4 separate regions of the Mus musculus genome follow, and regions 1, 2 and 3 are each linked to region 4. A link is a loop called in an ENCODE intact Hi-C map of the cell type or tissue named here. Cell type or tissue: left cerebral cortex. All regions are shown on one strand. Each heading gives the region's core, and the rest is flanking DNA. Links, peaks and the distances in the headings are about the cores only.

Region 1 (5,865 bases), core at 288-5,287, 590 kb before region 4:
TTTTTAAGACAGGGTTTCTCTGTATAGCCCTGGCTGTCCTGGAACTCACTTTGTAGACCAGGCTGGCCTCGAACTCAAAAATCTGCCTGCCTCTGCCTCCCGACTGCTGGGATTAAAGGCATGCGCCACCACACTCGGCTGTCTATTACTTTTAAACAACAGGTGAATCAATCACTTTAAATTTTTTGGTTGGGTTGTTGGTTGATTTTGTTTTGTTTTCAGGAGGTGTGGTGGCCTAGTGCCTATGCAAACCCAGGCACAAAAGTAAGTAAAGATCGCTGAAATAGAAATCTGGGGTTGATTCTAGCTTGGCCATAGAAACACTCACACACACACACACACACACACACACACACACACACACTTGGACACACACTCACATAGTATTGATGATCTACCCACCCATACAACAGGCAAAACACTCAGAGACATAGAAATTCTTCTTTATTCACTAGAGAAAAAAAAAAAGCCAGAATCGCACAGCCAATCAGAGTCACCTGCAGCCAGATACTACAGAATGTTCTCATTTACATAGAAAGAATTGACTGATGGGAAATGATAAGCAAAGTTGCTCACTACAACTATAAGAAGACTCTTCACTCTTCCTGGGTGAGCATAGTGATGCAGAACACTGACTTCAATACCTAGAATAAGAAAGTAGATGGATGCCTGAAGGCTCAAGGTCAGCTTGGTCCACACAGCAAGTCCATGACATTCACATCTGGCAGGTTACACTGAGAGGTCCTGCTTTTATCTTTAAAGATTTATTTTTTATTTATGTGAGTGCACTGTAGATATCTTCAGACATACCAGAAGGGGGCATCAGATCCCGGTACAGGTGACTGTGAGCCACCATGTGGTTGCTGGAAATTTCAGGACCTCTGAAAGAGCAGTCATTGCTCCTAACCACTGAGCCAACTCTCCAACTCCCAAAAGATCCTATCTTAAAAACAAACAAACAAACAAACAAAAAACAAAATAAGGAAGAGAAAGAACACTTCTTTCCAAAGGCTATATACTGACTAAAAATCTTTATAAATTCCTTACACCTGTTATTCTTTCTAGGATTGAATGACAATGGTACACACATAACTTAGTTGAAGTTATTTCATAAGTGACACTAGTCACATACATATATTGAAGTGATAGACTATAATAAATATAAGGACACTGTGGGACCCTGGATATCTATGCAGGATAACAGTAGATGTAGCTGTACTTTCTGAATAAAATACATGTAGCTTTCCAAACCTACTTATTTTTATTTTTTTAAGATTTATTATGTATATGAAAGACCCACAATGTGAGGACTCCCCCACATTCTGACTCAAGAGAGGCGACATACCAAATCACTCATGAGAAAGGTCTTGATGCAAATTGAAAGAGGACTTTTATTTCAAGAGCATTCTCTGGCCCACAGTCATACACCATGCAGGGGTAGAAGACCATGGCACCCCAAATAGCTGAGAGAGGGGGTATTTAAAGGAAAAAAAAAACACAACCCAAGGGGGTGGGAAGGGCGTTGTTGGAAAATACCAAAAATACCATTAAGAGTCACGAGGAAGTGGAAAGATAATACCTGGTAATTGTGTGGGTTATTTCTCAAGATAGTTTCTTTGAGCCTCTAACAATAGCACATTTGCATAGCGGGTTCCAGCAATGGTCAGGGTGGGTCAGGGTGACTTTCTTTGAATGAACACTCCCTGAACCCAGGAAGCAGATGGGTGTCACTATCTGTTTTATGATTAGCATGCCTTGGGGCATTGAGTCACAAAGGTCACATTCTCAAGCCTGGGCCTAAGGCCTAGAATTTTTTATTTTTTATATTTCCCTTTTATATATACAGCATTCTGCCTGCATACATGCCTGCAGGCCAGAAGAGGGTGCCAGATCACACCACAGATGATTGTGAGAAACCATGTGTTTGCTGGGAATTGAACTCTGGAACAGCTGCCAGGACTCTTAATGCAGAGCCATTACTTCTGTTCTAATCTGCCTTGTGTCTCCACCTTATTTTCTCATGAATGTTCTCTTGGCATGATAAAGTTTGATCTTACACTATGTACTCAGAAGGGACACACATCTGCAATGACATGTTCATTTTGGGTGTCAGTTACTGAAAACTGTATATGATAATCGAAGCTTTGTTTCTGTTTGTATTTAGTCAGGAACTGTGTATGTAAACTAGGAAGTTCTACTCCCTGATATCTACCTGTTTCTGCTTTCCTGTTTCAGCTCTTGTACTAACAGTTGACCACCACCCTGACAGGTATTTTCTTCTTCAGGTCCTACAACCACAAACAATTGCCTACCTGGGCATTTTATAAAATATGCTATTAGCTTAGATGATTCATAACATGTGACATGACTTATACATTAAGAACTTTTAGCTGGATATTTTGAGGCTTTATTCCATTGGACTAGAGAGCAGGCACTGGCCTGAATTGTCTAATAGTGTTCAGTGCCCTGGGTTGCCTAGCATTTTCATGAGTCTGAAAGTCCTTTGGATTTAAAACTGAGGCTGTGTTTATTTTGAGAGAGGAGTGCTTAAGATGAGGGTGATTCGGGTCTCCTCCAGCTCTTGGACTTGAAGTCAGATGTACTGACTTCTTACTTCCACAAGGTGGCACTCCATACTTGGTTTCTATATCCTCATTGCTTCATCACTAGCTTTGGTCAGAAGAAGTCGCAACAACACCACTCTGCTGTTTCCCTATTTTTTGTGCATGACTACTGAACCCTCCTAAGTGGAAATCACACTTATAGACAGCATACTGCTGTGGTCAGAATGGAGAAATGTGATATTTTAAGTTCTGTCACAAGTAGGAAATAAAAGTTGACATTGGGCCATATTCTATCACACAATACAATTGGAGGCTTTTGTTGATACTTATTAATATAGAAGTATAAGAATAAAAAAGGTGCTGGGCGTTGGTGGCACACACCTTTAATCCTAGCACTTGGGAGGCAGAGGCAGGAGGATTTCTGAGTTCGAGGCCAGGCTGGTCTACAAAGTGAGTTCCAGAACAACCAGGACTATACAGAGAAATCCTGTCTCGAAAAAACCAATAAATAAATAAATAAAGACACAGATAACCCATTTTTATCTGCAGATATTATAATAATATTTATGAAAACCTCAAGGATATCAATGAAAAACTTACATATATGAAAATTACACAGAGAGAGAGAGAGACTTGTGCAATAGCAGCAAGGCACTCAGCAGGTAAAACAACTTGCTGGACTAGTATGATAGTGTGATTACCTGAGTTCAATCCCTGGGACCCATGGTATAAACTAAGAATTGAAAATTGTGGCACATATGTGCACAAGCACACACATATACACTGACAAAGAAAACTTTGAAAATTAATAAGTATTTACAATTAGAGGCACAAGCAATAGGAGTTGAGATGAGGTACCCCAAACATTCCCTTGCCTTGAAAAACCCCAGATCACAGATTGACTTAAGCTAATGTATCCTATTAAAGTGTGGCACACTTAAGAAAAAAAAAATAATGTGCATGTATGCATGCCATAAACCACAACAAATATAAGGTTAAAAATATCAAATTGCTTAGGAGAGAGAGAGAGAGAGAGAGAGAGAGAGAGAGAGAGAAAAGAAAGAAACTAACTAAAAAAAATATGAAGGGAAATAGAAACCATCTAAGTTAAGGCATGGAATGAAAGAAAACAGGCTGGGGGTCCCAGACTTGAAGGAGGAAAACACTTTAGACCTTTTGCTCTAATGAAGTTGACTGAGTTTGTGCCTGTGGATCCTCCATGGGTACTTTTGCCCTGCTGGCTCAGCTTGGTCACTGTTGCTCATTCTCTTGTATCCGGGCAAGGCAGACAGTGGGAGAGGCAGGTCTCCAGTGAACTGGCTAACCTGCTGTGTATCAGAGCCAGGGTGCTTTGTTGAAGCTTGATCAGGAGTTCCTGAGTCTGCACAGCCACTGCCACACTACTTCCACTATGCCCCTGCTTTTCTCACCTGTGAAATCCCCTGCTGAGTAGTATTTGGTGTTTGCTACTGTACTGAACTGCTGCCAAAGAAGATCAAGCTCCCTCCCAAACAACTAATGCTGAACAGGTCCTCTTCCCCCATATCTTAGTAACATTTATCTTCCACTATCTCTTCTGGGTGGTGGGCTAGAGGAGATGTTGAATGCTTATTAAAAGTAGGTTGCAAAAAAAAAAAAATACCCACACCCTCCTGTAGTGGAAATAAGGAAAAGGCAAGCACGCGCTCTTGTACAAAATACTTTATCAGAGGTTTGTGTTCCTCAGGCTTCCTCAAAGGAGCTCTGAAGGCAGCTTTAGGGAGAATTTAATAATCCCATATGGGGTAAAGGGAGAGAGGCATTTGCCTCAAATGAAAGCCATTTTATGGGATTTTAAATATCTTTCTTGAAGAAAGAGAAACTTTCTCCTCGGACTCTGAAGCATCATGAAATGAAAATAACAAATGAAGCTTAAAATTGATATGTTTTGGCATCTTCTGATCCTTCTGTGCCTATTATCTTTACTTTTTTTGTTTTTGTTTTTGTTTTTCTGTATGTTTCGGGGCAGGCTGACATGTTTTAAGGGGGAGATTGTTTGGATAAAAACCAATAAGACTGACAATAAGGGTTCTCTTTGCTTCCTTGATTATTTGTATTGTATCGTTTGTTTGTTTCTTTGTTTGTTTGTATTTTATTGATTTCAACACTCAATTTGAATATTTCTTATTCTCTACTCTGTGTGTAACTTCTTTTGGTTCCAGTCTTCAGGTGTGTTGTTACGTTATTAGTATAAAATCTTGCTTTTAGGCTTTTACTGCTATAAACTTTGCTCTGGGAACTGTTTCGTTGTGTCCCATAAGCTTGGACATATGTATTCATTTTCTTTGGATCCTAGAAAGTCATTGACTTCTTTCTAAATTTATGTCTTGACTAATTTTTTCATTCAGTAGAAAGTTGTTCAATTTCTGTGAGTTTGGAAGTTTTTGTCTGTATCCTGCTTTAATCTAAAGTGGTCTGATGGGATTCAGGGAATTATTTCAACTTTCTTGTATGCGGTAAGACTTGCTTTGTTTGCAATGTGATCAATTTTAGACAAAGTTTCATGAGGTGCAGAAAAGGAAGTATAATCTTTTGTGGTTGGGTGGAATGTTCTGTAAATATTTTTTAGGTATGTTTGGTTTATAAACTCATTTAACTACAGCATTTCTCTGTAGTGAGAATATTGGAATTTGGAATTCTTTTTTTAAAAAAACACAGAAATATTATAAAAGTGTGTTTTCATTTTAATTCCGGGTGTCCAGGGATATGGAGCTGCTTCAGATTGTCCACAGCAATTGAATATGGTTTGACTCTTACTATAAGCAGGGATGAGATTTTGCCAACTGCAGGAAACTTCTTCAGTTGTGTGATATTTGGAAAACTTGCAACTTCTTAGAGGCCATTATTTGAAGCTTCTTACTTCATGGTGGCTTCTTTTCTATTTACCTTATTCTATCTACCTCTTTCATGGTCTCCTTCCATCCCCAGGCTGGGAGCACCGGGAAATGCCTATTTCAATTCTGTCCAGCTTTTGACTGTAGGCACTTTTATTTACAATCCAGAAATAACTTAGGGGCAAGGTCACATGATGTCATTTGGGTCTACATTCATGCTCTCTCATCTCTGGAACAACCAGGTCTTGGGGACCTCACTTAGTATTACAATTGAAGCAAGCAAAAGAAGGTCATTTTCCTGGTCCTTTAGGTTGGGGTGGATGGCTCTGGCTATTTTATGAATTATAGATATGTTTAATTTTAAGTGATAGTTTGACTTTGGACAGGGAGGAAACTAAAGTGGTCAGACTCAGGGATTTTTACCTTTC
Region 2 (5,865 bases), core at 606-5,605, 520 kb before region 4:
TTCATCCAGGAAAAAGGGACACAAACCCTCAGCTAGTGTTTCTGCCCCCCCCAAGCACCTATTCCTTTTGTTTCCTCCAAATGATTTTATTGTAGATAAATATTTTATAGGCTCTACAACCACTTGAAAACTTTTGAGTTTGCAATTACAGTTGTTTTGTCCTTTTATTCTAGGGTCCTGTGTGAATGTGCAAAAAGAGAGTGAACTTTCATGCAATGTTCAGTGGATACAGAGTGGTACTAACTTGAGTGGGCATAGTACTTTCTCATTTAAGTTGGCTACCATAATTGTTAAAGATTCTCCTTCCATGAGAAAGTGAACACATAGATGTTCATACACACACATGCATGTGCACACACAGACAGAAATACACACAGAGACACAGAGACAAACATATATACATTCCCACAGGGAAGCAGCCACACCCACAAAACACCACACAGGTACCCACATATACAATTTGCTCAACATGGGTACACAGATGCTCACCCATACCTGGATATATGCATGTATGTGCATGCATGTGCACTTATATACACAGACAATATTGTACAAACAAAGACCTATCTATACACATGGCTAGGCATGCACTCACATGTGTATACACACACATACACATGCACACACACACGTATATTCATATGTATATAAACACCCATATCGATACACCCACACGAAAACATAAGAACACCACAAATACAAGCACAAAACACAGACAGACAGACAGACAGACAGACAGACAGACACACACACACACACACACACACACTCACACTCACACTCACACTCACATCCACATACAGACATCCATTACCTAGAAAGGCCAGAGAGAATTCTGGCATGTTGCAGTAATTTTTCTGCTGCAGGAGGAGGTGTTGGGCCACTGAACTGTCTACGACTACGAGGTTCTTAGACTCATCCATATTTTGCTGCCCTAGCTTGCACATTATTTTCCCTTCCAGGATTTTTTTTTATCCTGACACTCTCTGATCCTAATGGTAAGTTACAATCTCTGCACAGCAAAACTGGACCACACAAGAAGAAGCCTTCAAGAAGGACTCCTAAAAAAGCCTCTAGCTAACTCCCAGTTGACCCAGCATAGTCTCCTCACAAAACCTTCCCTAGGAACTTTTAAACAGATAGCATTGTATAAGATATGAAAGCGACACCCAGGTCAGTCAGTAGACTATTGAAGTTACCTCTAGAGCTTGTCTGAAGTGCAGTACTGTAAAATATGAGGGGGAATCTTCACTCTTTTTATATTTGGCAAGGGCTCTCCTCCTTGCAAGATGCCTCCCACTTGTGAACTCAACCCCTGAACAGCAAATGACTCACTGGCCCCTGACCTCCTTCATTAAAACTTGTATGTTACTCTATAATATCTATATAGCACCTTATGGACCATAATGACATGTAGGTGATATGGGACCGACCGATCTCATCAATGGACTGAAGCTTCTAGTATAGCAGGAGGGTTTGCTTGCTAATCATCCAGTTTCTTTCAAAAAACTAACTTCAAAGAAAGACTTGTTAATGATGACAAGAATGAAGAGTTGGATGGGAATTTAGGTTGGTGGCTGGATTTGTGTGTGTGTGTGTGTGTGTGTGTGTGTTTACATAGGTGGAAAGCCTGCTTCCACTCTCTCAGCTTACTTGATACTTCTTTGCTGAGAGGTCACAGATCTTCTCATGGGACTCCTCACAGTCTCCTCACCTCCTCATAGGACTCTTGCAGCATATCTGCTCCTCTTGTAGGTTTCTGTTCTCTCATCTCAATGCATTCACATTGCCTTCTGCTTTCTTTCCATAGATGGCTGTGGAGGGTGCTGAATCACCAACAAAGAATTGTGAGCCTCAGCCAGCTTCCATCTGCCACCTGTACTTCCATGTACTACTGCCAACCTTGAAAAGTTCATGGTTCCCAGACAGCATCAGACTAGAGCCAACAGTAGCCATGCGCCAGCATCTCCAAGAAGCAGGCCAAGTCCAGAGAAAAGCCAACTTCTAAAAGATTCATCCTACTACTGAAAATTCTGATACCAAAAGGACAATAGCAAAAGGATTTCTGGACCTCCAAGTACTAGACGTGGCTCCCACCTTGGCTTAACTGTCCATGGCAGTGCCATAACATCAGCAGGCAGAGTGCAAACATCACCTGAAGGAGGAAAGATTGCCCACATTCAGAATCACATTCCTTCCATGGGTCCCATAGCAACCAGTTCTGTAAAGTCCCTGCCAGAGCCCCAGAGTCCCTGGGATGCCTAACATCCCCTCAGCGTATAAAACGTTTTTCCATTTAAAGGCTCCTGAGACTGCAGGACAATCCTAGAAGGGGCTCACAGTTTTTCACACTTAGAAAAATTAAGTCTAAGAGGCAGAACTCCCAAGTCCACAAGGCATGCTGCTTGCTAAGAGGCATACAGACTAGAACCTCACTATGGTCCAAAGACAAAGAAGACAGAATTGGTACCTCCCATGTGCCTGAGTCCTGGATGAGTCAGGTGATCACCCAACAGGAGTTGGTCTACTAAATCAGTCTTATCTTTAAGTACAATATGCACTAAGAGAATATGATAAGGAAAGGCAAGGGTTTTTTTGCAGCACATAGCTTTATTAAGGACCTACATTAGCTTTCTGCTATTCCTTACAATGACTTTAATAAGAAGCTATCCCATGGTCAGCCTAGGACAAATGTTCTCCAGATCTCTGGACTTTTTCCTTCCAAGGCCTGTCCTTTGGACCTGAGGCCTGATAGTAGGGGTAGTGGGTAATGCCAGGTGTTATATGTATTTCTAAAAGAGGATGATAGTTGCCTTTGCAATACACAAAATACATAGAAAGTACGCCAAAACTTCAGAAGTGGGTGACAGATTCCCATGCAGTGACTTATCCATCCAAATGAGGTCTATAGCTTCCCAGGCAGTACTGGCAGTGGGCAAAAGAGGGACATTGATCTCTTGCTATACAGAAAGCATGTAGAAGAGGTCTATATAGTCACATGTCTCACCCAAGGACTCCAGAAAATGCCAATATATGCCAATATAGTCTCCAAGACATCTAAAAGAGGTGATAGATCTCAAACCACACAGAAGACATGGATACATCCCCATGCAGTATCCAAAGCACCCAGAAGAGGGAGAAAAAGCCACATGCAGTGTGTAAAGCATCAAAGAAAAAGAGAGTCTATTGCATTACCAAGAGAAACTAGAAGAGGGCGACAGAGCATAATGCTGTACTCAAATCATCCAGAACAGGACAATACCTTACCACGTAGTACATTCCAGTAGTATCTTTAGGTACATAATCACAAGTGACCTTGTATGGTTGAGTGGTATAGGGACAGGAGAGACCATGCTGAGTTCCAAATAGTGATCTACTGGTGCCCCTAAAAGCAGGACAGCTCTCCTCAAGCTGGGATCCCATTCCCAACCACTGTGGCTAGACACATGTTTCAGGCCATACTGCATTCCTACTGGATCTGGAATTGCTTAACTTAGCCCAGCCATGCTGTGCTTGGAGTACAATTTCAGCTAATAGCTGATGTGATGCAAGTAGGTCCTAGAGTCCCTAGGGCTTAGCATCACCAGGCTGTGATTTCCTGTGTCCAAGACACAGGATGTACCTGAATGTCTGAGACCTTGGTGTATGTTCATGGGGAGTTTCTTCCCCTGGTTTTTGCAATCAGACATCCAAGGAATTTAATGGAATCTGCTAAGGATGCAGTTCAGCAAAAACATACAAACAAGGACTGTTCACAGAGGACCAATTGTATGTGTGCATGTGCATGTGTGTGGGTACTGAAGTCTATAGTGGGGCCTGTTTTGAGGTGATGCCCGCGCCATGAGCAGGGAGCCCCACTTTAAGCAGCAGTGCTTTTATTCCATGTTGCACATTGAAATTCCATGCCAGTTTATATTGCCATCCTGAAATTGAGTCTCCTTCCTTGAAGTATTTACTCTGAGCATATGCATGGCAATAAGAACCCATGACTGCGAATCTGTGTTCTGAAGATATAAATAAGGTGGTAACAGGTTTCAGGTGGGCCAGGACCTGTGGCACAGACTTCCTGGGAACTTTTTAGAGGGGTAGTCTTTCCTTTCAGGCCCATGAGGGAGTTCTTGAAGCCCTGGATCCCTTACCAGGGAAATCTTCTGTGCTGTGCTGGGGTCAGAATACTAAGTTTAATAAGCACCAGAAGGTCCGAGTATATAGGAGGCAGAATGTGGCAGCCACTGCATGGGGGTAGTCCAGGATATAGCCTGAATCCACTTGATCCTTGAGGCCTGTTTCATGGAGTAACTTCAGTGACTAGAAGAATGGGTTAGATTTATTTCCTGTACTCAAAGCAGGAAGAAAACGATGAAAGTCCTCCCATGCAATATGAAAAGCATCCAGAAGAGGGTGCTAGATCCTCAGTACCCAAAGTATCCACAAGATGGAATAAGGCAGATTCCCATGCAGTATCAAAAGCATCCAGAGAGCATCTTAAGCTCAATGTTCAGCGTGTGATGTAGCCCTAGGAACAAAGAGGAGGAGTCTGCCTCTTGAAACCCTCTTCTGAGAGTCAGAGTGAAATTAAGGAGCTCCTAGCACAGCAGCTGTAGCCTTGACAATTCCTGCCACTCTGCCAAACAACCTGCTTCCCAGAAGTTCCAAGCGCCTGAATCCCGTTGCTGGAAGATGCAGCTCAAGCTCCCTATTTCATTTCCTGGACTCACTGTGAATTCCCCAGGACCATTAATTTTAGAGTTCTTTTAAACTAAGACCAAAGGCCATCTTGTTTCTACCCCTTACTGGTCTCTGTATGTTCACTGTCCTCTCTTCCAAGAAGCCTGCTCAGTTTTGCAAACATGTCTATAGGTGAACCGTAAAGGTACTGAATGAATGCTCCAAGAGCAGTTGGAGTCAACTCAACATTAATAACATCACAGACAATGCCAGGGAACTCCAGGTTATAATACAACATGTTAGGAAGGGACTGTTGATGTCACACAGGATAGCTCTTTGCCTTCTTGCTAAGTACCTCACCCAAGTTTACCTGAAGTCAAGGTGCCTTTTCCAGAGAGTGGGATAGAATACCTTTTGGTACTCAAAATACTTAGAAGGTGGCTATTGATCCCCTTCCAATGCCAAACATCTCCAAAGAGATCCTTTGGATCCCCATGTAAATCCACATGTAATACGCAGACTCCAGAATAAGATTATAGATGCTATGCAATACACAAAGCATCCAGAAGTGCGTGAAAGATCCCCTTGCAGTACCAAAATCATCCAGAAGAGGTTAATACATCTCAAGCCAATTTCTCTGCTGTGAGGACTGACCTGGACAGAAAGTAAGGTGTCTCCACCAAAGACCAAAGTATGGTGAAGATGACCAGGTGTTCTCATAGATTTCATGTCAGAATTTCAACATTGCCAGTTGATGCAGGAGAAAAACTGGGACATGGATTTGGTACATGACCTGAACCTTATTCTACAGAAAAAATTTAGCAACACGTGTCAAAAAATGACTAATAGCTGTAGGAGAATAGTGTTACACTCTAAGCATAACATCAGTGGACTATATTCAAATTTGGAAAAGGAAAAGGCAATGAAGAGGGGATTATATAGGATTGTAGAGATGGAAATTTGACATCTATTATGAGACATTTTCCAGAGATGCCTCATGTAGCTGAGATCTGGGAGTGTACACTAGACTGAGCAGTGTATCATATCTAGGTTTGTCAGAGATTGGAGAGGTATTTTACATAAATATTTTAACATATCTATGTCCAGGCCCTACTGGATGACATATACATTGTAATCCTTTGTGTCTGGCTTCTTTTATTTAGCATTGTTTTTAACAAAGAGTCATGTGAATGACAT
Region 3 (5,865 bases), core at 296-5,295, 200 kb after region 4:
GAACCTGTAAGCCAGCCCCAATTAAATGTTGTTTTTATAAGACTTGCCTTCGTCATGGTGTCTGTTCATAACAGTAAAACCCTAACTAAATACACATATGCATACCTGTTTTGTGTGTTTGTGAACCTTTGTGTGTGAAACAGGTTTCTGTATTTTCCATGTGCTAGAGTAAATATGTTTAATGTGCTCATTTTTTGGATGCCTTGATAAATACTTAAAAATCAGAGATTTAGTATAGGATGTATTGTATTCTAAAGTTCTGAAAGTTTAACGTCTGCCTGGAGATTGTGGAAACACTGGTGTTTTCAGAGAGGAAAAACATCCTGGGCTTCTCTTCTTCTGTTTAGGGGTCTGCCCAAAACCTCATCAATCCTTCTCTGCAGACCTACGCCTCCATTCCTCTGTTCATACATGTTATGCTCATTGACTACATCAAACACACATACTCTTCCTATTTTACAGCAGCTAGTTTGGAACTTTACATACTGATTACTGAGAGTTAGTATAAGAAGGGATTGTGGTATATAGATACCAGAATCTAGAAACCTACAGGTTATGGAGTTTATTATTTTGCATAAGAAATGTCATAAATGTATTGGCTTAGACCAGCTAATAATAATTTTCTCACAGTTTGGAAACTACAAGCACAAAATCTTAGAGCTTGCAAAACCTTGATCATTTTAAAACATGCACTGGGACTGTATCCCTTCTTCCCAGCTGTTTAGGCAGTCTGGTCTTGATGTCCTTAGACATCTTTCCAACTCTTTGATAAAAATGACCTTCCTTCTATGTTTCCTGATGTCATCTTACCTCTGGATGTGTCTGTTTCCATGACCACATTTCTCATTTTATAAGAAAATGAGTTATGGAGAAATGAGTCTCACTATCAATCTTTGAACTTGATTATTCTATTAAAGTTATTGTTTTCAAACAAGATCATAGTTACTAGAGTTTAAGACTTCAAAATGTCTTTTTTAGATTTACACAGTTCAAGTCCAAAATGCCTAATGTATATATTGGGCTTGAACTCTAATTTGCTTGAGTTGCAAAGGGGGAACTTTGGCTGCAACAAAATTACTTTCTTAATAACTACTGCATGGTGCTACTGACTCAAATCGTCTCTCATTTTCAAGAGAAAATAGTCAGCTTATTCCTGAGTCAAACATAAGAGACGATTGCCTATGAATGCTTGAGACAAGTTGACCTAGCATTTTTTTTTCAAATACTATAACAAATATGCAAGTATTTATGTATGTTCAATAATAAACATTCCCATGATTTTCAGTATTTCTCAAAATTAAAATCACATAAAACAATCATTAAGAAGAAGGCTTTAAATGTTTCTACAATGGTAAAATTATTATTATTATTTTGACTTTTGAAACAGGATCTCATTCAGCTCAGATTGGCCCTTGGGCTCCTGATATAACTGCAGAGGACTTAACTTTGCCATGTAACTACTGGAAGCACAGGCGTGTGCCCCCATATCCTGTTTGTGAATTGGTGGTCCTAAGACCTTAGATTTCTAGTATTGTAGGTAAGCAAGTCCTTTTCCAACTGAGATCCAGTCTGAGTTTATATGGATCCTTTATTCCCTAAAATTTGTTTAGATGATTTATTAGTTTTCATGTCTGCGGTGGTTTTGTTCTATGTATTAATGCAGTATACCCACCTTTCCAGATGTGTTCTTGAACATCCCAGACCTCAAAAGATATTAAATATTATCTATAATGAGATTGATGTGTTGTAATAATATAAATAAATAAACAAAATTTATAAATTGTTTTGTAAATTAATGTCAATTGTACAGTCATAGAGAAACTTGACACTATCATAAAACTATATTAATATGCATGCCTGAACAGGAAGTAGCTTCAGGAAAATTGCATGTAAAAAATGCATGAGTTCTGATGGGGTTTGTCTTCATTGTTAAGTCTAGATAGGAAAAGAAACTTCAGCGAATTCAGCATTGAAAGGAGTTGATAAGCTACATATTATTATTTCTTTATTCTTAGTCTCTCCTCCTTTTCTCTTTATTTCAGAATGTTTTTTTTTTCCATTTTTTGTTTATTTTGGTTTTTTGGTTTTTGGTTTTTCGCTACAGGGTTTCTCTGTATAACCCTGGCTGTCCTGGAACTCACTCTGTAGACCAGACTGGCTTCAAACTCAGAAATCCGCCTGCCTCTGCCTCCCAAGTGCTGGGATTAAAGGCGTGGGCCACCACACCCAGCTTCAGAATGTTTTTTAATCATTTATTTATTTATTTATTTATTTATTCATTTATTTATTTATTTTCACTCCATATTTTATTTCCCTCACCCTGGTTCACCCTCTGACTATTCCACATCCCATACCTCTTTCCCATCCCCCTGTCTCCACAAGGAAGTCCCCACCTACCCCCCCCCCCCAAACAGACCTTTAAACTCCCTGGAGCCTCCATTCTCTTGAGGGTTGGGTGCATCTTCTCTGACTGAACCCAGACCAGGTATATGTATGTATCTGCTGTATATGTGTTGAGGACCTCATATCAGCTGGTGTATGCTGCCTGGTTGGTAGACCAGTGATTGAGAGCGTTTTTTATAATGTAAAACAGTTTAAAAAGTAGATCCTTCTAAGTTTGAATTCTAGAGTTAGGTTTGTTCTCACCACTTAGCTGAGGAGGTGGGTTTTGTTTCTTTGTTCTCTTTTACTTTCTAATAAGAGAAAAAGAGAGAGAGAGAGAATTAAAGGGAAAATATAGAAATGTGTTTTGAAATCCTAAATACATATTTAAAACAAACATTTATAGAAGCATAATTATATCAATTTTTCTTTTCTAGATTCATTATCGAAAAAATTCAATGTAGTGATAGATTTAAAATAACGGAAATTTCAACCTTTGAATTATGTTTATTATCTGTTTATTTGCTAAAGATGAGAGGAATTAAATAGAAATTAGACAAATGTAAAACTTACTGTAAGGGCTACATTTAGATTCCTTCTTGTCGCTAATAATTAGCTTTTTTCTTTTGTGTTTTCTTTCCTTTTCTTTCTCTTCTTTTCTTTCTTATGTGGGGTGAAATGAATTCTGTGGATATGTTGGGGCTTTCCTGCAGATGGCTGATTACTACTGAAATGCTGCTATCTAGTGGACATAGTCAGAATTGCAGTCCATTCCTGACTAATGTGAAAACTTCAAAATCATTTATTAATTTTCTGCAGGAAAAAGATGCAAGGATCTCCCTTACACCACTTGGTACATGCAACGTATTCTTAAGTACAATCACTATGTAATGTACCAATGGTCCATGGTCCTAATGCATAACTCTGTACACACTCAGGAGCTCTTCATTTCTACATTCCAAACTGGACTCCTTTCTCTTGTAATTATTATCACTCTGTCTTATAGATCAACATTTTTTATTATAAATGTGCAGAGTAATACCTGAACATTTATTAAATCAAAACTATTATTTTTTATTTGCCTGAATTATTTTATTTATCTAGGATCACCCATATTATCACACAGACAAGACTTCATTTATTACCTGATATCTTCCCAATGTATAATGTATCACATATTCTCTCACACAGCATCTTGACTGTTGTGAGTGTGTAATAAATAAGTGGTCATCAAACGCCAAATATATCTCCAAATATTAATTTTATTTATTTTGGGTCATATAATTAGCAGTGTGATTACTGTCCTATAGTTTGGTAGATCGCTTTTTAATTACCAAATGATTCCTATAATGACTGTACTCATGTTCTTAGTGATGGTGCATTCCTAAATGGACTATGTATTCTTAAGGCCATGCATTCAAGTTGCTTTTTAAGTATGCACTCATGAATAATTCCACTCATATAAACCTTGGGTTGTTTAGAGAATAAATACCACATCCTCTGCTGAGAGCAAAAGACACTGACTTTTACATTGTCTTTTATGATTTTGTTTGAAACTGATTATCATATCAATGTTTTTGCGCTGTTGTCTTTGAGAGAATTCAAGTAATTTGCTCTTGTAGTGTGTATCCCAGAGTTTTGATGCTTCCTTTTATTGCTAACACTTCTGCAGGTTACAGGCATAGCCCAAATTTCAACTTGATCCAATGTTTTCCCTAGATTAGGGCAGTTTGAAGGGGGTTGTTAAAGGGGCATTAGAGGTTTAGGAACTTATTCTCACTGTAACAAGCCAGACAGCTTGATTTACATGATCTGTGATGGTTCATAGTTAATGCCTTAGTGATACAATAAAATGCCAAGTTCACAAAAAAGGCTACTTACCTTCTTTTGTTGGGTAACAGCTGTACCAGTCCCTCTGCCCCTCTGTGAGTTAACTGTAAAATGCAGGATATGAAGAAATCAATATCTTCCATTAAAATAAAGAATAATTAATTCAGTCCAACTGAGAAAAAATAGCTGAAATATTATATGGTGATTGAAATCCTGTAGCAAGGACTAAGCAGAACAAAGAGCTTCCATATTGTCAGGATACTTAGGGAAGATAGTAGCTGTCAGCTGAGGTTTGGAACAAGAGAAAAAGAAACACAGTTGTTACATACTCAATTAAAACACATGTAAAAATCCTAGTACAGAAAGCACTGGTGAAAACTGGAAGATGTCCTCCACTGATGAGAATGCACAGAAGACAATTGGAGTAAACAGGGCAGTTAGTGAGTCAGCCACAAACGGGACGCATCTGTAGACATTGATATCACAATCTCACACATTAATGCCAGATTATCAACTTGTAAGATTTGCCAATGATGATGAAGTAATTATTTTTTGTTGTCATGAGCTACCTTAAAAAATAAATCAAAGGCAGTAGGCATGGTTAGAGTTCTTTTTCATATCTGGTCATTAAAGGGGGGAAAATAAACGCATATTTATTTTCCATCTAATTTACAGGGAAATTCAATCTCTTTGCCCAAGTAAATTCTTGATATTTTTAACCAGTTTTTAAAATAAAGTAAGAAAACCTGAAACATTAAAATTTAAAAAATTCTGAATAATATCATTGATAAAATATAAGTTCAATTATTGTGCAAACCAGGATGATTATTGTACTGGCTAGTTTTGTGTCAACTTGACACAGCTGGAGTTATCACAGAGAAAGGAGCTTCAGTTGAGGAAATGCCTCCATGAGATCCAACTGTAAGGCATTTTCTCAATTAGTGATCAAGAGGGAAAGGCCGCTTGTGGGTGGGACCATCTCAGGGCTGGTAGTCTTGGTTCTATAAGAAAGCAGGCTAGGCAAGCCAGTAAAGAACATTCCTCCGTGGCCTCTGCATCAGTTCCTACTTCCTGACCTGCTTGAGTTCCAGTCCTGACTTCCTTGGTGATGAACAGCAGTATGGAAGTGTAAGCCGAATAAACCCTTTCCTCCCCAACTTGCTTCTTGGCCATGATGTTTGTGCAGGAATAGAAACCCTGACTAAGGCAATTATTTTCTTCATGTTTCTAAGCTCATTTCTGGGAAATCGTAGCTTATCCTATTACTAAATCTCAAGAAATATTTGGAATAAGATAAAATTACACCAGCATTTTTTGAAACAATAGCAGGACCCATAATTAATTAATTAATTATTATTTTTCATTTTATAATTAGGTATATTCTTCATTTACATTTCCAATGCTATCCCAAAAGTCCCCCATACCCTCCCTCCCAACTCCCCTACCACCCACTCCCACTTCTTGGCCCTGGCGTTCCCCTGTACTGAGCCATATAAAGTTTGCAAGACCAATGGTCCTCTCTTTCCACAGATGGCCGACTAGGACATCTTCTGATACATATGCAGCTAGAGACATGAGCTCCAGGGGGTACTAATTAGTTCATATTGTTGTTCCATCTATAGGGTTGCAGACCCCTTTAGCTCCTTGGGTACT
Region 4 (5,759 bases), core at 760-5,759:
AATACTGTCTCTATTATTTTAAGTAGAGTACGTGACAGTTGGTTGAAAGATACACAAATAAAGAAAATGGATTTTCATAAGTATTTCCTTATCACAGCATAAAATCTCATGCAGATTTAAGATCCTTTTATATAGAAAGGAATCCACAGAGCAAAAATATATACTGTTCTTTATTTTCATTAAAATAAGATACTGTTCTAGCATTCTGAATTGAACAGCTGTTGGTATATGTGTCTCTTGCCACACTCATAAAGGCTTTTAAATACAATAAAATAGACTAAAGCTCATCTCTTCTATGGTTGAATGCATTATTTATAATTAACTAACTTTATAGCATCTTCATGTGTGGAAGGAATAATTGGAGTTATCCATTTTTAATTCACAGGAAACAAGACTCTTAATTTTTAATAGTGCCATTTACCTATCATCTTTTATGCCAGTGATTTGGATCATTCATCTGTTTTATTTCAAAACACTCATATGTAAGAACATTGAGAAGATTCCTGTTCAAAATGAGTTATCCAGATACCTCATCCTACCATGAGGAGGACTTATTTGCATCCCCACAGCTTATTTTCAGGTATGTATATTGGTGAGAAATAAAAAGACCTCAGTCCCTCTCCTGAGGATTCTGTTAACAGTCAAGTAAAAATGGTCATACTAATAACAATAAATTAGAAAGTACAATAATTGGATGAAATTTATAAAACTTTTCTGACACCTGTTCTTCTTGCGCTAATTATTCCTGACACTGGTGTTCCTCACATTACTGGGCACCATGCAAACACAAGATGAATTTATCTTCTCCACATATTTTCTTTTAAGAAACAGTCTATGTTTCTACCACCTGTTTTATGAACACTGATTTCTTGGGTCTTCTCTGTATAAAATGGAGCCTAATCTCAGTGAGGTCAGGATTCCTTACTCACCCAGAAGAGAAATGGTGTCCTGAGTGTTCTCCAATCTGGGGCCAGGGAGAAAAACACTTCAGATGTTTATGAGAAGTTTGCAAAGAAAACATTTTCTTTCCAATGACTTTTAAGTAAAGGTGATTAAGTTCCCTAAAGCCAAACTGTCAAAAGATCAACTAGTTTCAAACCCAGCCACAGCTCATGCAAAGGTACTTACTATCCACAGGCAGATAGATTTCATGTTGAGTTAAGTAGTGAACCAGGTGAGACAGTAATCCATAGAAAACCTTAGAGACTCATGCAGAGAAAAACATCCTTTTGTTGAAACTGTTTTGGGAAAGTGATGAGGAATTTAATGATACGAATGGAGACTAAGATAAGAAAATTCCATTCAGAGAAAACTGCAGTTGCTACTTGGGAAGGGTTTTGGCGGTAGGATGACTGGACAGACACTGGGAGGAAGGTATAGAATATTTCAATTATTGAGGGGCCAAAGGAAAACTTACTTTAGCTATTAGACCGGGACACAGTTCCAACCAGGGCAAATATAAGAGTAGTTTGTCTATAATTACATGCTCTCAAGTTAACTTTATCAGTTATCTTTTCTTATTATTCTTGTCATTCAAACAACTGCTTTTCCCACCTAAGAATACAGCTGTGCATTTTAGCAAATAATAGGGGTTAGAAGAAAACTGAAGTTTAACTAATCCACATCTAGGGATGAAGTTTAAACCAGTGAACCATGACAGCTCCTTGTATTACTACCTCCAAGTTATTGAGCAGACTATAGGTTGGCCTATGTCCAAGTGTAACCTAAGACTGTGGAAAGTGCTCTGAGTGAGTACAATGTGAACAAAATCTCAGTCTATTCTGCGACTGAATTTCCAAGCTTCAAATTTCACATGCCTATGTGGTGCAGGTTTGAAAGTAAACACAGTAAACAGTTTTCTACTGATTGCTTGTCCCATATTTGCTTCAATCTAGCAGAAACTTTCAATCCGTAGAGATGACTAGTACATTTGGCTATTGAAGTTGTTCCTACTATATTAATCTGGATATTTTGGGTTTGTTTGTCTATGATAGCAATGTCAGCAAGTGTGCCTCAGAATTTCAAAGAAGTGCTTATAGAGTCCTTTTTCAGCTCTTAAGGGTAACTGAATATTCTCCTGCCACAGTCATTACTCATCCCATCCCCCAAGAGTTTCTCTCATCATTTGTAATCACAACTCCTTGTCACGTTTAGATGTTTAACATATGTTTTCTCTCAATATCCAAAAAGTTAGAACACCAGCCTAGACAGATGCAAAGACAAAGGGACTTCCAAACTTCCCTGAAATCCAACTGGGTTGTCTTAGTAGCAGTTGCCAAGCTGACTGAAACACTGCTGCATAGAGTTAAAGCCTGGCCCCGCCCACTGGCAGTGCGCGGGCGGCTCAGGCCTTTCCCTGGCCTCAGCCTTTCTGCGGGGCGCCCCGCCCAGGCCCGCCGGCCGCTAGGCGGGCGTTTTGCTCCTAAGACCCCGCCTCTGGACACGCCTCCCTGGATCAGACCCCGCCCCGCCCTCCAGTACGTGTCGCCTTTTTTCCGCCCTCCGTGGGCTAGGCGGCTCCAGCTAGCTCGGCGGAGCGCCGGTCTAGGCAGCATCAGGCCTTAGGTCACCGTCGCTGCGCTGAAGACAGCGCCTGGAGATCACCCGCCGCCCGCGGGTGGCCTCCCGCCAAGAGAGCCGCGCCGGCCAGCGCCTGGCGTTCCTCCAGGGCGGGTGTGTCTGAGTCTCCATCCCCGAGATCCGGCCCTGAGGAGACTCCGCACCCAGAGGAGCAGCGGAGACTGTGGCGCTGAGGAAAGCACGCGCTCTAGGGAAGCCCCCCACCCCGCCACCCCCCAAGAGTCGGGGCGCTGAGGAGACGACGCCCGAGCTGAGGAGACCCAGCCCGGCCGCTGCCTGTGCAGTCCCTGGCAGCACACGGGCGGAGGCGTGCGGAGCTCTTGGCTTCCGTAGGCCCGCCTCCAAAAAATCCTCAATTGCTTGAACTGGCAGCCTTCGCCTGTGTTGGGGCCCAGCTCCGCTTGAAGATCCTGTTGCAGGCGGCCTGAGGTAAGCCGACTTGGCCATTTAGAGGTCTCTCTAGTCCCCACGTTGCAGCCACAGGTCAGACAGTGGGGACTGGAGCAGAAGGACGATGCGTTCTGAAGAAAGGAATTAAAATATGCAACAGGCGGGTCAAGTCAGGAACTACTAGAAGTGTTTGTTTCCTACAGAGGAGGAGACTTGTCTAAGATCGAAACTTGGTGAGTTTCTTCCAAATCCAAGATGGGCAAAGGATAGGCCTGCTCCTTAAACCTGGGTGTGAACGCCCTCTGGCGGCTCGTGGGGAGGATGTTGACGACAGCCACAGGTGAGCATCTGAGTCAACAGTGCCTTTTTTCTGCCTTCCAACTGCCATTTGTGATTTGTCCAAAAAAAAAGTGACTTGTCTTGTGAAGCTACTTTTTCATTCCTTAAAAGCTAAACTTTGGGCCATAATTTAAAAGGGTCATTTTGACTTTTACCTTTATAACCAAAGTAGCAAGAATATTGTATTCATCTTTATGGTGATTACTTGTGGATAGAAACATGTTTAAATAGCTAAAACAAAACACTGAAATATAACTTGTGTTGTTTCTTCTCTGCCAATATTAACTAGAATCTAAATATGTTTGCAAATATAAGGAAAAAACATTAGAAAAAAGTTAGACTGGAAATATGTTACTTTGATTCTCACATTTCTGTCAAATGACAAAACTACATAAATCATCCCTTTATCTCCACTTTCAGTCTTAGAAATTTGCTTTGTTTTGTTTTTCTCCCAGAGAGGAGTGACACGAAAATGAACAAAAAACAGACTTCAGTGTTGTGAAAGTGGAATTTTCTTACCCACTTGGTGGATGTGGGCATGATTGGAAGAAGAGCATCTAGACATTGAAGAAATTACATTCTTTTACAGGTACAGATAAACTTGATAAAAGGATATTTGGAAACGCTTTAAAAAGACGTTTGAAATGAAGGCAGAAATTTCAGTGTCCCTTATCAACCATGTAGGACTTTGAACATTTGTTCAGAATATTTTCCTCCCCAAAATGGAAGAAAAAACAATTGAGAAATCATTATGCTTCAGACTCTGAGAAAAAAATAATGAAGTCTGCACACTCTGAGAATGACAGTACTTTATCATCTTCTTTTGGGGAACATACAGAAACATACCATTTATGTGTGGTAAGTTAATCACTACAGATGGTTTCTTGTGCTACGTGGTCAAATGGCTTCATTTGAATTTTGGAATTTTAAAAAATTTTTTCTTTTTCACATGTTAATTAGATTTACACACAGGGAGTAAATGTTGGATTTGTTGTATTTTCTGACTAGACCACTGTTTTCTGTGCATTGGAGACATTGGAGGCATTAATATTCCTTGAAATTTTATTTTATTGGAAGCAAACCTGTGCCAGGGACACAGACATGCTATATAATTTCCTAACTTTTCTTGCTTTGAATAAGCTGAATGTCACCTGGATTTCACAGCCTATGAGGTATAGTCTGTTTTTTGTTTTTGTTTTTTTGCTACATCTTTAATATATAATTTACAATAACCAGATAGGAAACACTGTGCTTAACACATATGCCTAAGGAAAAGATCTTCCCCATGGATCATGGCGTTTATGTTTACAGAACATTTACTATTTTTAACATTGATGATGTGTAGTTTTTCTACTTGTGAAGAATCTGTGAGCAATTATTCTGAATGGGCAGTTTTCACAGACGATATACAATGGCTTAAGTCACAGAAAATACAAGATTTCAAACTCAACCGAAGACTTCATCCAAATTTATATTTTGATGCTGGAGATATACAAACATTGAAACAAAAGTCTCGTACAAGCCATTTGCATATTTTTAGAGCTATCAAAAGTGCAGTGACAATTATGCTGTCCAATCCATCATACTACCTACCTCCACCCAAGCATGCTGAGTTTGCTGCCAAGTGGAATGAAATTTATGGTAATAATCTTCCTCCTTTAGCATTGTATTGTTTATTATGCCCAGAAGACAAGGTTGCCTTTGAATTTGTTATGGAATACATGGATCGGATGGTTAGCTACAAAGACTGGCTAGTTGAGAATGCACCAGGGGATGAGGTTCCAGTTGGCCATTCTTTAACAGGTTTTGCCACTGCCTTTGACTTTTTATATAATCTATTAGGTAATCAGCGTAAACAAAAATACCTAGAAAAAATTTGGATTGTTACTGAGGAAATGTATGAATATTCCAAGATTCGATCATGGGGCAAACAACTTCTTCATAACCATCAAGCTACAAATATGATAGCTTTACTCATAGGGGCCTTGGTTACTGGAGTAGATAAAGGATCTAAAGCAAACATATGGAAACAAGTTGTTGTTGATGTGATGGAAAAGACTATGTTTCTCTTGAAGCATATTGTAGATGGCTCATTGGATGAAGGTGTGGCCTATGGAAGCTATACCTCAAAATCAGTTACACAGTATGTTTTTTTGGCACAACGCCATTTTAACATCAACAACTTTGATAATAACTGGCTAAAAATGCATTTTTGGTTTTATTATGCTACACTTTTGCCAGGCTATCAAAGAACTGTAGGCATAGCAGATTCCAATTATAATTGGTTTTATGGTCCAGAGAGCCAGCTAGTTTTCTTGGATAAGTTCATTTTACAGAATGGAGCTGGAAATTGGTTAGCTCAGCAAATTAGAAAGCATCGACCTAAGGATGGACCAATGGTTCCTTCCACTGCTCAGCGGTGGAGTACTCTTCATACTGAATACATCTGG

Evidence for each region. Peaks named below come from ENCODE experiments on the same cell type or tissue, not always from the same donor. Only the 100,000 strongest peaks of a DNase experiment are listed, where the experiment ranks them.
Region 1: it touches region 4 in a loop (2.2-fold over the local background); 5 of 42 quality-filtered maps call a loop at or near these places.
Region 2: it touches region 4 in a loop (15-fold over the local background); 24 of 42 quality-filtered maps call a loop at or near these places.
Region 3: it touches region 4 in a loop (10-fold over the local background); 4 of 42 quality-filtered maps call a loop at or near these places.

Annotation. Positions count from the first base shown.
Region 1 is chr1:112,448,611-112,454,475 of GRCm38, reverse strand. No RefSeq gene overlaps it. Among named protein-coding and RNA genes, the nearest start is that of Gm22331, 16 kb to the left of the region's middle. In left cerebral cortex, for the core only: CTCF peaks have their summits at 831 (motif pointing right), 1,875 (motif pointing right) and 2,620 (motif pointing right); DNase peaks (open chromatin) are centred at 1,975 and 2,667.
Region 2 is chr1:112,377,427-112,383,291 of GRCm38, reverse strand. Gm32810 (predicted gene, 32810) reads left to right here. Exons shown (of 5, transcript NR_157044.1): 5 at 1,811-5,865. Among named protein-coding and RNA genes, the nearest start is that of Gm32810, 37 kb to the left of the region's middle. In left cerebral cortex, for the core only: CTCF peaks have their summits at 3,159 (motif pointing right), 4,415 (motif pointing right) and 5,263; DNase peaks (open chromatin) are centred at 1,941, 3,166 and 4,410.
Region 3 is chr1:111,657,726-111,663,590 of GRCm38, reverse strand. No RefSeq gene overlaps it. Among named protein-coding and RNA genes, the nearest start is that of Dsel, 200 kb to the left of the region's middle. In left cerebral cortex, for the core only: a CTCF peak has its summit at 3,143 (motif pointing left); a DNase peak (open chromatin) is centred at 3,131.
Region 4 is chr1:111,861,646-111,867,404 of GRCm38, reverse strand. Dsel (dermatan sulfate epimerase-like) reads left to right here and starts at 2,487. Exons shown (of 2, transcript NM_001081316.1): 1 at 2,487-3,310; 2 at 3,765-5,759. The coding sequence starts at 4,602. In left cerebral cortex, for the core only: CTCF peaks have their summits at 2,381 and 3,276 (motif pointing left); DNase peaks (open chromatin) are centred at 2,449, 2,961 and 3,246; H3K4me3 peaks cover 2,561 bases; H3K27ac peaks cover 795 bases.